3 separate regions of the Homo sapiens genome follow, and all the other regions are linked to region 1. Evidence: chromatin contacts called from ENCODE Hi-C or POLR2A ChIA-PET data. All regions are on one chromosome and are shown on one strand. The core of a region is the stretch at or near the end of the contact, and the rest is flanking DNA. Distances in the headings are between cores, read along the strand shown. Region 1 overlaps LOC112268148 (a long non-coding RNA gene). Region 2 overlaps GNB5 (G protein subunit beta 5). Region 3 holds the start of BCL2L10 (BCL2 like 10).

Region 1 (3,037 bases), core at 160-2,659:
GATGATATTGTTGTAATATAATTGTTAAAATATTGTATTCAAAATTAATGTCAAAAAATCCATAATGAACAAAATGTCAAAATTTTAAATAAAGATGGGATCTGGGCCGGGCGCAGCGGCTCATGCCTGTAATCCTAGCACTTTGGGATGCCAAGGTGGACATCACCTGAGGTCAGGAGATCGAGACCATCCTGGCTAACACGGTGAAACCCTGTCTCTACTAAAAATACAAAATTAGCCGGGCATGGTGGCGCGTGGCTGTAATCCTAGCTACTCGGGAGGCTGAGGCAGGAGAATTGTTTGAATCTGGGAGGCGGAGGTTGCAGTGAGCTGAGATCCTGCCACTGCACTCCAGCCTGGGTGACAAGAGTGAGACTCTGTCTTAAAAAACAAAAAATACAAAGGGACGGGAATTTGATTCCTCTTGATGGGAAGAATGGCAAAGGATTTGCAGGTACGTTTGAAATCCACCACACACATATTTGCCTTCTCTGTGGAGCTCTTCTGCATACACTAATCTTGTCCTTACTGACAGCCTCTACTTTTACTCTTCTTTCTTCCTGGTGCTATTAGTCCAAACTGGGAGTGGTAGTTGTGGGAGGCTTATCCTGAAGCCTGGTTATAGAGAAAGAAAAGTGACATCAAGAGAAGGGAGGCCTAAGTCATCATCATGTCACTTTCCTAACTCAGAAATCTTCAGTGCCAGCTATTTCCTGGCTAATCAAATGGAAACTCCTCTACCTGGTTTTTAAGAGCCTTCATTCTGACTCCAGTCTCTCCAAGGCAACACAGTTTTGTGTGTTTGTGTTAAACATTTTACCAGTAGACACCTGTGTCAGTTGTTAAGCTCTTGTCTCGTCTCCAAACCTACTCTTCTGTACCTGGCATGGTGGTGCTGGGGCCAGGAGTCCACAAACCAGATTTGAGCTTCACCAGCTGCCCCCTATTAGGGGGCGCCAAAGGAAGACTGGAAGCCTGGAGAACTAAGAAGGGATTGCTCCTTCCTGTTTGCTTATGGAACTTTCTGGGGGGCTTCCTGTTGACTTGCCATTTTCTGTGAGAGGACCCACCAACACTTCTTCACCTCAGCAGAGGCAGAGCCTTTCTGCAGCTGCAGAGTCCAGTTTGCAGTTTTGCCAGCACTTGGAGACCCGGCTTCATTTTCTCCCCTGAGAGACATCCGGACCAGCTGGGCAGCAGCTTTTCCTCAGGTATGAGTTAAGCTCCAGGGGGCCCTTTATGTAAGTGTTTAAGTTTTTATAATCCCCCCTCGTCCCTATGTTCCCTCAGCCCCACAGGTGGAAGCTGTTCTTTGCATATGCTATCTCTGTGAACTCTTAGAGTTCCTCTTTTTATACTTTCAATAACCTAGTCCACAACTTTAAACCGAATTGAACTTTAAAATATTCTATCTGTACAGATAACTGGTGTGTTTTCTGTTTCCTGACTAGAACCTGACTAGGTGGTCAAGGAAACGAATCCTCAAAGATGGAGTTTAGGAGTTGGTGTGGGTTTGAGTGCAGTTCTGAGCTCCCCACCAATGAGAAGGGATGCTGGTAGCCCATGGTGTCCACTGGTATCACAATGAGTCAGATTATCTCATTTACTAGAGTAGACTACAAACTGGGGAAAGGAAATACCCAGAACTGGGGGATTACTAGATGCTGGCTCAGTTGATGCTCACTCCTAGAACCTAAAACACTCCACTAAATACAAAGTGGAGACTGACAGTGGTCAGGTGATAGATGGAGTTTTAGCCCAAGTTCAACTCACAGTATGCCCTCCAGATTTACTGACCCACCTTGTGGTTGTTTCCCCAGTTCTTAAATACATGATTGGAGTAGATATATTTTGTCAACTGAGAGATTCCCCACATTGTCTTCTGATCCATGAAGCACCATTAAAGTAGAAAGGACCAAGTGGAAGCCCCTGGAACTTATTTTTCTCACCAGGATAATAAAGCAAAAACAACACTGCATGCTTGGGGGAATTGCAAAGATGAATGATACCATCAAAGACTTGAAAGAAGCAGAGGTGATGAGACCTCTTATATCCCCCATTTATTTATTCATTATTTTATTTCTTTATTTATGAGACAGAGTCTCGCTCCTTATTTACTTATTTTTGAGACGGAGTCTCACTCCATTGCCCAGCCTGGAGTGCAGTGGTGCGACCTCAGCCCACTGCAACTTCCGCCTCCCAGGTTCAAGTGATTCTCCTGGCTCAGCTTCCCGAGTAGCTGGGATTACAGACACAGGCTACCATGCCTGGCTAGTTTTTTTATATTTTTAGTAGAGGGAGGGTTTCACCATGTTGGCCAAGCTGCTCTAGAACTCCTGACCTCAGATGATTTGCCTGCCTCAGCCTCCCAAAGTGCTGGGATTACAGGCATGAGCCGCTGCACCCGGCCACATCCCTAATTTAGCTCACCTGTATGGCCTATTGGCAGATTGATCTTGGAAATGACTGGTTATCTTACACCGAATCAAATAATGACTATACTAGCGGCTGCTTTTTTTTTTTTTTTTTTTTTGAGACAGTCTCACTCTCACCCAGGCTGGGTCACTAGAATTGTGAGAAATATATTAAGCAGAGGAGGACATGTATCCTTCAAAAGCTGTAGGCAGGGCCAGGTGTGGTGGCTCACGCCTATAATCCCAGCACTTTGGGAGGCCGAGGTGGGTGGATCACCTGAGGTCAGGAGTTCAAGACCAGCCTGGGCAAATGCTTTTTTCCCCTCCATATTAATATGTAATGACAAATAGAAACAGTTTGCTTTTACTTTTTAGACCAATGGCACCCCTCATTAGACCAATGGTACCCCTTATTAGACCAATGAAGCCCCTTTGGTCTGAGGCAACAGTCTTGCCTCACAGCTACATGGACTTACCTATAATACTTTGCATATGGAGTCTGCAAAAATCGTGACCATCTTTATGTTCCCCATGTCACACTGGTCCACTGCATTGATGACATTATGCTGATGGTATCTGATCTGATGAGTAGGAAATAACTGTACTTTAGATGCCTTAGTAAT
Region 2 (3,037 bases), core at 1-2,500, 200 kb before region 1:
CCCCTTGACGTTTGACAAAAATGAAAACATGGCTGCCAAAAAGAAGTCTGTTGCTATGCACACCAACTACCTGTCGGCCTGCAGCTTCACCAACTCTGACATGCAGGTAAATAGGCAGCCCCCGGTGTCAGGTTGACCTGCCAAGGAGCACTAAAGAGGAGCTGAGAGGAGAGGAAGCTTTCGGCGTCTCTCTGAACAAGATGGCTGTGCTCCAGTAGTTTGCTCTAAGAGGAAGCTCCTATTGTTTCTCATTAGTTATTATTATTTTAATAACATGAGAAGGTTGGGGCTAGTGATTGTTGGTAGTGTTGAGATAAAACTGCATGGCATATTGAAAATCCTCCTCTGATTGACTTGGCGAGGGTGGGAGTGGAGCAGGGAACCCCCTGGGGTGCAGGCAGTTACTGTGCCCTGGTCTGCGTGCTAACGTGTGTAAAGCTTCACTGAGCTGTCGGGCTTCAGAGCTGTGCACTGCATGCATCTCACTTTACAGTCCTGTTTTAACCAATGCAAAAAGAAAATGCTTCACCATATTAAATCTTTGCTCTACTTTAAATACACTACAGTGAAAACAACACAACCTTTATCACTTTAAGTTTTCTTTAGCAAGTGGTGAAAGCACCGCATCGTTTATTTATTCACACTTATTCAGCAAACCTTCTCAGTACCTACTACCCATATTGCCAGATACCACGTGGCTCTGGGGCCAAAAGCTCAGTCTTGGCCCTCAGGGACCTTCATGAAAACCAATAATGGTTGGACAGTGGGGGAACTGGGGAGCTCCGAGCAGGAGGGGTTGGTCACAGACTTGCTGCTGCCAGTGAAGAGGGACCGCTGCCACTCCAGGCGGCCACAGAGTGTGAGGGAGCACAGTGGGAGGCAGGCAGCCGAGAGGTGGGTGGGGCCAGATCCCAGGGCTCCCTGAGTGCCTGGGCTGGACCCTGTAGGTGACGGGAGCCCTTGCAGGGGTGAGTCAGATTTTGGTTTGTTTAAAAGAGAAAAGTGTCTGAGTTAGATTAAAGCCTTCCATAGTTTACTCTGGCTTCAGTGAATTGATGTCAGGAGGGATGGGGAGGTTAGAGGCAGGGAGGTCAGGTGGCTGGGTAATTGTTCAATTGCTGACTGGAGGGATGTTGGGACTTGCAGTGTCACCATTGTGCCCCTGTTGTTTACACCTATTATTTGAGCCTAACCAGGAATCTTGCAGACTTGTTCACCAGGGGGCGCTGTGGCCACTGACTGGTGCAGTGGCCAAAATGAGATGTCTTTGGGCCTGAGGCAAACCAAAGCAACAGAGGACATTTAGGCTGGATGAAGGCAGGCTCAGGGGGCTACCACGACCATCAGGCATCTGAAGCCCCTCTGTGGAGACCCATCAGACTCGCTCTGTGTTGCCCCGGGGCAGGGTTGGGGATGAAAGGGGGCACCAGTAGGTGAGAAAGTGCTTTCTTTTCCAACAAGCAGCTTAGCCGGAGATAAAGGGAAGTCACAGCTGGCTACCTCGGCGGGGACGCGGCCTGGGAGGCAGGGTAGGTCAAGGGTGGCTCTGGAGGCAGACAGCAGGATTGGATCTTGGCTCCGCTGTGTTCTAGCTGGTGATCCTAGACAGCGTTTGAATTTCTGCGTGCTTCATTTTTCTCACCTGCACATGAGGATAGTAAAGTAGTAAATCTGTCCTGCATAAGGTTTTCTGAGGCTTAAATTAGATGATTCATGTACATAGTGTAGTCCCTGGTAAATATCAGTAAGCGTTAACTCTTATTATTTGTTTGTTTGTTTGTTTGTTTTTTGAGACAGGGTCTCACTCTAGTACCCAGGCTGGAGTACAGTGGCACAGTCTGGGCTCACTGAAGCCTCCACCACCCAGGCTCAAGTGATTCTCCTGCCTCAGCCTCCCAAGTAGCTGGTAGGCCTGTAGTGGGTCTGCAAGCACACGCCACCATGCCTGGCTAATTTTTGTATTTTTTGTAGTGATGGGGTCTTGGTGTGTTGCCCTGGCTGATCTTGAACTCCAGAGCTCAAGCAATCCACTTGCCTTTGCCTCCCAAAGTGCTGGGATTATAGGCGTGAGCCACTGCACCCAGCCAATTTTATTATTATTAACACAAAGCTTCATGGATGATGCTGATACATGGCCTAGTTTGGGTACTACTGAACTCATGAACCTCCAGCTTTCTTCAATCCCTGGGATCTAGGTTGATAAAAGAGAAACTCAAGCGGCTGGTATGAGACTATGGTATTAAACTTACAAATTCTCTGCATTCCAGAACAAATGAGTGACAATGAGTTAGGGGTTCTGTTTAATGCATTTATATGAATAAATGTTTGGTCTTTAAACTTTATTTTTACTTATATTATAATGAAGATCAGAAACACAAAATTGAAAAGTATTAGAAATCTACTTTTAACTTTTAAAAACTATTCATTTCTTTGATCAAACAGTATGGTATGAAAATTTCCTAAATTAAAGAGCAAGACTGGGGTAGTTGCTTAAAGAAAATTGTTTGGACCTGGTGTCTCAAAATAAACTGTAAGTTACTGCAAGTGTTATTAGGAAAGCAGTGAGTTGGAACAGCCACTAGTGGGTGTGGGCCAGGAGAGATTGAGGGAATTTGAGCATCCAACAAAATATGAGTACCCAAATTTCAGCCTCGGTTCAGGTTTTGTGTGTCCATAAGCTACTTTGCTAGCTTAAGTCATCTTGTTGGATGTATGCAGGCCTCCTGAGGGAAGTCAAGGCTGGAGGGGGTCCTGTGGACAGCCAGTGGGTGCAACACCAGGGCGGGAGCAGATTCCCCTCCTTGTAATTTGTTCCTTCCCTGCAAAAAAAGAAAAAAAAATGAGTTTTTTTTTTTTTTTTTTTGAGACCAAGTCTCACTCTGTTGCCCAGGCTGGAGTACAGTGGCGTGATCTCAGCTCACTGCAACCTCCGCCTCCCAGGTTCAAGCGATTCTAGTGCCTCAGCCTTCCAAGTAGCTGGGACAACAGGCGTGAGCCACTACAACTGGCTAATTTTTGTATTTTTAGTAGAGTTGGA
Region 3 (3,037 bases), core at 240-2,739, 180 kb before region 1:
ATACCTTCTGAACCTGCCTGGGCTGTTTCTAATACACCATTTCCATTTGATGATAGGTGGCTGCTGTATACATCCAATTTTATGGCTACGTAGGTCAGATGACATCCAGTTCATGATGGGAGCTCAAGCTTCATGGTCAGGCATTCTGCCTCTATCAAGGCCTAGTAGCAAGGCAGAACCTGCTTCTCAGAAGGAGAGTAGTTATCTTCAGAAGAGGTTCTAGATTTACTTTAGAATTCTAGAGGTCTGTACTCTCTCCTGTCAGTGCTTGCCAGAGGCTCCATACAGCATCCCTGTTGGACAAAGTCCCACTGGATCTGTTGGATCACAAGACCCAAGTGGTAGGGCAGCTTTACTGCAGCCTGAACCTTCTGCAGAGTCTTCTCTTATTCTGCTCCTCAATCCACCAGCCTGTCAATTGGGTTGAAATAGCACAAACACAGTATATGTTGCCTTCAAAGTCCAAAATGGCTTACTGTTCCAGGCTGTGTCCCCCAAAATTCATATGTTGAAATCCTAACCCCCAGTGTGATGGTATTCAGAGATGGGGCCTTTGGGAGGTATTAGATCACAAAGGTGGAGCCCTCACGAATGAGATTATTGTCCTTATAAAAGAGACCCCGGAAAGCTACTCCACACCTACTGCAATGTGAGGACACAGCAAGAAGCCTGTTGTCTATGAACCAGGAAGCAGGTCCTTACAAGACACAGAACCTGCCAGGGCCTCAACCTTGGACTTTTTAGCCAACAAAACTGTGAGAAATAAATGCCTTTATTTATAAGTCACCCAGTCTATGGCATTCTGCTATAGCCGCCTGGACAGACTAAGACAGCTGCCAAGTGCCGTGCCTCTTTTGTAGTGATGCAAGATGCAGCAACTCATCTTTCACCCTGGGAGGGCTATTTCAACATGCTCCAGACCCCTGAACCCCCAGAAATACCACTGCTAGTATCCATTCTGCATCAGTCTGGATCCAATCAGGAGAAAGAAGCCACGGAGTAATATGAACTGAGAAAGTTTAATATAAATATTAGATGGCCGGGCGCGGTGGCTCACGCCTATAATCCCAGCACTTTGGGAGGCAGAGGCGGGCGGATCACGAGGTCAGGAGATCGAGACCATCCCGGCTAACACGGTGAAACCCCGTTTCCACTAAACAATCCAAAAAAATTAGCCAGGTATGGTGGCGGGCGCCTGTAGTCCCAGCTACTCGGGAGGCTGAGGCAGGAGAACGGTGTGAACCTGGGAGGCGGAGCTTGCAGTGAACCAAGATCGCGCCACTGGAGCTAAATAACCCGAGTCTCACAGTGCATCTGATTGCTACGCGAACACGTGCGCACCACCAGGCCTTGCCTTGGGGACTGGAACAGGTGCAGGTGGGATTCCCATCAAAGGCTCTTCTCTCAGTCCTGAAAAACAATATACCGGGGGCCGGGGGCCGGGGGCCGGGGCGGGGCACGGCAGCCCTACCCTGGGGGAGGCGCGGCCGGGCCAAGAAAACCAGCGAAGGCCCGGCCCCCCAGCAGAGGCCGGACCATGGTTGACCAGTTGCGGGAGCGCACCACCATGGCCGACCCGCTGCGGGAGCGCACCGAGCTGTTGCTGGCCGACTACCTGGGGTACTGCGCCCGGGAACCCGGCACCCCCGAGCCGGCGCCATCCACGCCCGAGGCCGCCGTGCTGCGCTCCGCGGCCGCCAGGTTACGGCAGATTCACCGGTCCTTTTTCTCCGCCTACCTCGGCTACCCCGGGAACCGCTTCGAGCTGGTGGCGCTGATGGCGGATTCCGTGCTCTCCGACAGCCCCGGCCCCACCTGGGGCAGAGTGGTGACGCTCGTGACCTTCGCAGGGACGCTGCTGGAGAGAGGGCCGCTGGTGACCGCCCGGTGGAAGAAGTGGGGCTTCCAGCCGCGGCTAAAGGAGCAGGAGGGCGACGTCGCCCGGGACTGCCAGCGCCTGGTGGCCTTGCTGAGCTCGCGGCTCATGGGGCAGCACCGCGCCTGGCTGCAGGCTCAGGGCGGCTGGGTGAGCACGCGGCGGACACCGGGACACGGGGCGGGACGGGCAGCCGGGAAGCGCCCACGAGGCTGGCACGGTGAGGAACCCACCGCGCCAGGCCCCTGGAACGAGGTTTCGTGAAAGCAGAAAGGCTCGTTTCAGCGGGCCTGGAACGTTCGCTGTGAAGTCTGGGGTTTCTCCTCCCCTGGCAGAAAGGCCGGCAGAAATCGGCCTTCTTAGACGGCCGTGAACCGTTCCGAAGCAGCTGCGCAGGCTTAGGTCTGCTCACTTGGACCTTGCCCTGGCCTTAGCCGTCGGGGACTTTTAGGGGGGCACCCACGTTAGGTCTGAACGTTTTGCTCCTATAGAAATCCCCAACCAATGAAGTCAGCAATGGCGGGGCCCCAGCCAGGTGGGGTGTTTTTCTCCTTCGCCTATTAAATGCGCCTTTGGAGAGACTCAGACCCATTGATCACAACCCCCTACGCCTCTCAGCCTGGCCAGAGAGGTTGTGGAGTGTGGTGGTCGCCCAGTGGTGGCGCTGACCCAAGGTTCCTTAATTTCTAGTCCTCTGCACCCAGTCCTCGGTGAGAACGTTCTAGGCCCCTGGCTTTCAGCTGCAAGCCTTCATCTCTGTGGTCAAGGTTAGAGGGACAGGCCCTTGCCCTGCAGCTGATGATCAAGGAAAGCCACCTGGTGATGAGCCCACTGCATGCCTCTGGGGGCTCTGAGCTAGACCCCATTTCTTTCCCCACCACCTTATTGGCGTTGATTCAATGACTGAAGTGGCCCATGTTATCGGATACCTATAGCCAAACTATTAAAACCAGCAAGTTTTTTGATCCGAAATGTAGCCTCCTGGGGGCAGTTTCCATTTAGACCTTTTTCTTTTTTTCTTTGAGGCGGAGTCTCGCTCTGTGGCCAGGCTGGAGTGCGGTGGTGGATCCCAGCTCACTGCAACCTCTGCCTCCCGGGTTCAAGGATTCTCCTGTCTCAGCCTCCGGAGTAGCTGGGACTACAGGCGCGCCCCACCAAGCC

The links. Hi-C counts contacts between places; a loop is a spot of excess contacts on that map. ChIA-PET counts read pairs that join two places held with the same protein, here RNA polymerase II (POLR2A). Pooled maps may share reads with other maps.
Region 2: a loop to region 1 is called in a pooled map, with 4 times the contacts of the local background. The contact joins two enhancer-like sites. A Hi-C loop is called at or near these places in 2 of 50 pooled maps. POLR2A ChIA-PET finds 5 or more read pairs at or near these places in 4 of 52 experiments (GM12878, T-cell, activated CD4-positive, alpha-beta T cell and 1 more).
Region 3: a pooled map shows a loop between it and region 1 (2.6-fold over the local background). The contact joins the promoter of BCL2L10 here to the enhancer-like site in region 1. A Hi-C loop is called at or near these places in 4 of 50 pooled maps. POLR2A ChIA-PET finds 5 or more read pairs at or near these places in 2 of 52 experiments (PC-9 and activated CD8-positive, alpha-beta memory T cell).

Annotation. Positions count from the first base shown.
Region 1 is chr15:51,934,208-51,937,244 of GRCh38, reverse strand. LOC112268148 (a long non-coding RNA gene) reads right to left here. Exons shown (of 3, transcript XR_007064635.1): 2 at 2,891-2,995. Among named protein-coding and RNA genes, the nearest start is that of LEO1, 36 kb to the left of the region's middle. RefSeq lists enhancers at 1,250-1,469, 1,690-1,739. Within about 2 kb of position 1,409, at least 3 of the 41 ENCODE cell types and tissues checked have a DNase peak (open chromatin) inside an H3K27ac peak, as active enhancers do; they include GM12878, where a contact is called at or near this core.
Region 2 is chr15:52,138,209-52,141,245 of GRCh38, reverse strand. GNB5 (G protein subunit beta 5) reads left to right here. Exons shown (of 13, transcript NM_016194.4): 7 at 1-106. Among named protein-coding and RNA genes, the nearest start is that of BCL2L10, 27 kb to the right of the region's middle. RefSeq lists an enhancer at 1,282-1,381. Within about 2 kb of position 1,250, at least 3 of the 41 ENCODE cell types and tissues checked have a DNase peak (open chromatin) inside an H3K27ac peak, as active enhancers do; they include GM12878, where a contact is called at or near this core.
Region 3 is chr15:52,111,227-52,114,263 of GRCh38, reverse strand. It overlaps BCL2L10 (BCL2 like 10), which reads left to right and starts at 1,489. Exons shown (of 2, transcript NM_020396.4): 1 at 1,489-2,026. The coding sequence starts at 1,538. RefSeq lists a silencer at 1,483-1,642.